2 separate regions of the Homo sapiens genome follow, and region 2 is linked to region 1. Evidence: read pairs that join two places in POLR2A ChIA-PET (ENCODE). Cell type or tissue: PC-9. All regions are shown on one strand.

Evidence for each region. ChIA-PET counts read pairs that join two places held together with the same protein. Peaks named below come from ENCODE experiments on the same cell type or tissue, not always from the same donor. Only the 100,000 strongest peaks of a DNase experiment are listed, where the experiment ranks them.
Region 2: POLR2A ChIA-PET joins it to region 1 with 8 read pairs; 2 of 35 experiments call an interaction of 5 or more read pairs at or near these places.

Annotation. Positions count from the first base shown.
Region 1 is chr2:74,681,713-74,684,212 of GRCh38, reverse strand. It overlaps SEMA4F (ssemaphorin 4F), which reads right to left. Exons shown (of 14, transcript NM_004263.5): 14 at 372-2,500. Among named protein-coding and RNA genes, the nearest start is that of SEMA4F, 29 kb to the right of the region's middle. In PC-9, no CTCF peak of the experiment used is centred here; no DNase peak of the experiment used is centred here.
Region 2 is chr2:74,582,241-74,584,740 of GRCh38, reverse strand. All of the region lies in intron 4 of M1AP (meiosis 1 associated protein), which reads left to right. Among named protein-coding and RNA genes, the nearest start is that of DOK1, 29 kb to the right of the region's middle. In PC-9, no CTCF peak of the experiment used is centred here; a DNase peak (open chromatin) is centred at 1,030.

The DNA.
Region 1 (2,500 bases):
AGGTTCATATTCCCTTTTTTCCAAGGACGTTTACCTAGGAATTACAAGGCAATCTCAATCTATGATGACCTATATTATTATGATGAAACCATAGGCTTTGTCTGGTTAAAAAAAAAAAAAAAAAGTTAATTTGGTGGATATGTGTGGGGAGAAGTTGCATTAGGGGGATGACTCCTGCAAAAGGTTGGAGGGAAGTCCTCTTTCTTCATTTTGAGCACTTGGTGCTCACTCAACTCCACCCCATTTACAGCTACTCTGCTCTATCTATAGGTAGGTTCATCACGCATATGCTCCAGACAGATCGTTTTAGAAATGCTGATATTAGTATAGTGGGCAGGAATTTTTCTCCACAAACTCATAGGTACAAAAACTATTTCTATTTATTTATTTAATCAAGTTAACCCGATTCTAAGCATCCAGTCATCTGATGAGATATTTGATCTCAGCCATCTTCAGGGTGGTCATCCCTCTCCCAAGAATTCCACATGAATCCAGGGGGCTCATGTGGCTCCCAGCAAAGGGCAGAAAATCCTCTGGTTCTTATGACTGCCGCTGAGAAGCTCCTCATCCAAGCCCATACAGAGGGTGAGCAGCTCCCTCCTTCCACACCAAGCATGGGGACCCTTTCTCACAATCCTCTATGCCACAGCTGTCTCCAGCAAACACACATTCCATCCCAGCAGAGGTCTGTCACATCTGAGGAAGTGGCATGGAAGCAGGGCATAGGTCTACATCACTCAAAAGAAAAAACTCCCATCCCCGTCCTCACCTCGGGGAAAGCCACTTCTGCCTTCTCTCTTCTTATGGAGGAAGGAATTGGAGCTTACGTATCAAACACACTTAAGTGTGTCTTGAGAGTGCTGAGGATGGGTGGCACGTCCTCGTGTTTTGGGCTGGCATAAAGTTCAGATGAACCCATGTGAGGTGATTAGTGGCCCTTACTTGACAGACATGCAACGTGCCTAATGAAGGCCTGAGGCCTCAGCCTCCCTGACTAGACAGGTCCAATCATCCTTCTCAATCATTAATCTTCAGAGAATCCCTGCTGTCTTACAAATGTACCCAGGTTTGTTTTAATAAGGTATAATAAGACACATAGACACAGAAATGACTGTCATCGAGAAAGCTGATACTCACAGGTCCCTAGAAACAGGAGGCAAAGCACACTATACAGGGGCCACATGGGGAAGCACCAGGGTCAGTTGGGATGCAGAGGGAGCAGGGAAAACGTGGGCAAGAGTGCTTATTGTGGTTTCCATTGGAAGGAATGACTGAGGCAGGGTAGGCAGACTTAGGATTGGCTAGTTTGAGTAATTTCAGCAGGCTTTGGGGTAAAGAGGCCATCCCTAGTTGTCTGGTGCCTGGCCCTAGGTGATTAGAGCAGGCAGATAGTGGCCCAGAGTATAAGAGCCCTGGTCTCTCTCCTCCTTGAAAAACTCTTCTCTCCCACTCCCCACAGGAAGCCCAGTCCCCTTTGACATCTCCCCACCTTCCTCCCTCCCCCAAAGAGGAACTAGGCCACAACCTCAAGTGAGTGGGGTTGAAAGATAGGCTGAGGGTAAACCAAAGAACACACAGCCTTCCTCCATTCTATACAAAGGGATCTCAGGCCACTAAGGTCAGACAGGTCTGAGGATTACAAAAATCATAGATCTGCCTCCTAAAACCTAGAAACCAGCAGCTATGAGCTGTCCAGAGGTGACCCAGAACAGGATATCTGTGAAACAATGACTGTCCTTTACTGAGTGAGGCTTAATATGATTGCGAGTGTCATGGTTATCTTTTTTTTTTTTTTTTGAGACGGAGTTTTGCTCTGTTGCCCAGGCTGGAGTGCAGTGGCGTGATCTTGGCTCACTGCAAACTCCACCTCCCGGGTTCACGCCATTCTCCTGCCTCAGCCTCCCGAGTAGCTGGGACTACAGGCCCCCGCCACCACGCCCGGCTAATTTTTTGTATTTTTAGTAGAGACGGGGTTTCACCGTGTTAGCCAGAATGGTCTCGATCTCCTGACCTTGTGATCCACCTGCCTTGGCCTCCCAAAGTGCTGGGATTACAGGCGTAAGCCACCATGCCCAGCCTACGAATGTCATGGTTATCATATAGTTAAGCTATATGGTTATGGATAGTAAGCCCATTTTTGCAATAACAACATCTATTGGTACAGACAGGTCTTTATTGTTGACATATTTTCTCATTTAATCCTTGAAGCAACCCTGAGGTAGGTTTTATTATCCCCACTTCGCAGATGAGTAAACTGATGTCCCTAGGTTAGGTTACTTGCCGAAGATCACACATTTACTAGTGGCAAAGCCACTGATAATTCCAAACCCAAGGGGACTCTTTTGAGTAGTTCACAGGCTGCTGCCAAGGAAAGTAGAGCAGAAAACTTCAAAGGGGAAGGACTGGATCATTGACTGGAGCTTGAGGGGCTCAAGCACCAGGGATGAACGAGGCACATTCACAGGCCAAGACCAGGACTCAGCAGGAGAAGCCTAGAGCC
Region 2 (2,500 bases), 99 kb after region 1:
GGGTAACTTTTTCATTGGCCTCACCATTCTGGTTGATTTTATAGTTTAACTCTCTGAGGAAACCTTTATTTTCCTTACTTCCAGATTCTTGATGGGACATGGCTTTGCATTGCTCCCTCACATTGCCTGTGGTAGGAGTGTCTCATCATCCACCCTTTCCCTGGGGAGAAGAAAAGAAACACTTACTTCTTTTCCCAAAAATTCTGTTATTTCAACTCAGCAAGTTTATCTTCTCTACTTTTCTTAGCTCCTTTGCTCAATTCTGTTTCTTTTTCTTTTTTTTTTTTTTTTTGCAACTGAGACAGTGTCTCACTATGTTGCCCAGGTGGGTCTTGAACTTTTGGGCTCAAGCTGTCCTCCTGCCTCAGACTTCTAAGTAGCTGGGACTACAGGCATGAGCCACCATGCCTGGCCTCGGTTGCATTGCTTTAGTAGCCGCCACTTTATGCTTTAAGAACTGTTTTGCCTCACTGAAGAGAAGCTGCTGAGTCATTTTCATACTTGTTACTCAAATCAAAGTACAGGCTTCAGGCTTAGAAAAATTAAATTACTCCTTGTTTTGCCTGTGACAAAATAAAATGCACATTATTTTTTTAAAAGATATTTCTCTTTACTTGCAAGGAATGTTTTTTTGGCAATGACTTTATATATATCACAGTAGTACCCTAAAACATAATGAGGCAGATGAGAGTTTGGGGAAAAATGGTCAAGATTCATGTTGCTTTATAAACTCCATAAGGGCACAGAGTGTCAGATATATCTGATGGAATGAATGAAATAACTAACTAGTTAACAATGAATCCTCATAACTATTCATGGAAGATGGCAGAGTTTTTATCATTCTGGCCATAGAGAAATGCATTTGATGCCCCTTTTCAGCTGCAGGATAAGTTGTTAAATATGACATGAAGTCATTTTCACCACAGTTCCCCTGTGTTGGAACAAGTATGTTGGACTGAAGCCCCTTTGTTCCCTGTGGAAAGTCTGCCACCTCTGCAAACTTGTCCTCAGGAATGTCATTCTAGAAATAATCCAGCCTTCTCCCTGGGGTCTATGAGTCATACACAGAAGCTAATTCATTGGAGCAACTGGCTTTTCTTAGGCCCTTTGTAAAAGTATTTCAGAGATCCCTCCTGATGAAGCAAGGAAAGTAGAGTTCCCCCTCAGCTTCTTTCTAGTTCTTCCCTTATTTGCTCTGTGCTTCTTCCACCACCTCATATTTGGCTTTCACTGATGACCTTTACCTGCAGACCCAGGCCCCAATTCCTTAGCTAGTGTTGCCCGAAGCTGGAAGTACACCAGCAAAGCCTCATTACCCCACCTACCCAGCTCCATTCATTCAGATTTGGAATTAAATCACACTCTACCAGACCCTCCCCATCCTTTTTGCTGTTAACCACACTTGTGAGATACAGTATGCCAATGACTGATGCTCCAGGCTTGGTTCTCTACTATAAGGGGATACCCCAAAATTCATCTTTTTTCCTTTTAATTTTTTTAAATTAATTTTTTATAACAAGTAGTAATAGAACACATTTTCACTGTAAAATAACATGAAGCTGAAGTCCCCTTTGTTCAACTAAGTATTTAATTTGCATTGCTGTATAATTTTTGGTGGTTTTTATATTCTAGAATGTTTTGGGGTTGTTTGTTTGTTTGTTTTTACAGTGGATTTCTTTCTCCCATGTTTTATTTTTTATTTATTTTATTTATTTATTTATTTTTCTTTTGAGATGGAGTTGCCCAGGCTGGAATGCAGTGGCCTGATCTTGGTTCACTGTAGCCTCTGTCTCCCAGATTCAAGCAATTCTCGTGCCTCAGCCTTCCACGTAGCTGGAATTACAGGTGCCCGCCACCACACCTGGCTAATTTTTATATTTTTAGTAGAGACAGGATTTCACCATGTTGGCCAGGCTGGTCTTGAACTCCTCAGCTCAAGTGATCCACCCACCTCAGCCTCCCAAGGTGCTGGGATTACAGGTGTGAGCCACCATGCCCCACCTAGAATTTTTTTTAACACAAGAAATGCACAACTCCAATAAAATTCAAACAGTATAGAAGTATGAAGAGTAAAAAGGGAAAGTATCTCAGAACCCTGCCCTATTTCCACTTCCTGTCCACTGTTAACAGTTTGATGATAGCCTTCCAGAGCTTTGTAAAATGCATTTACATATATATATGTAGATAGTTTTATTTTTATATAAATGGGATCATGTTATATCTGTTCTACAGCTTCCTTTATTTACTTACTATCTCCTAGTTTTTCATGTCAGTACATTTAGCTTTGTTAACAAACACGTAATACTCCATAGTTTGAGTGTGTCATAATTTAAATATTCCCTATTGAGGGGATTTGAACTGCTTCCCGTTTGGGGTTTTTATTATTACAGCAATGCTATACCAAACATCTTTGCATATGCCTTTGTGTACTGCTCAAGAATGTCTCTAGGCTAGATGTCTAGAGATACAGTCAATGGATCAAAAAATAGGTGTGGAAGCT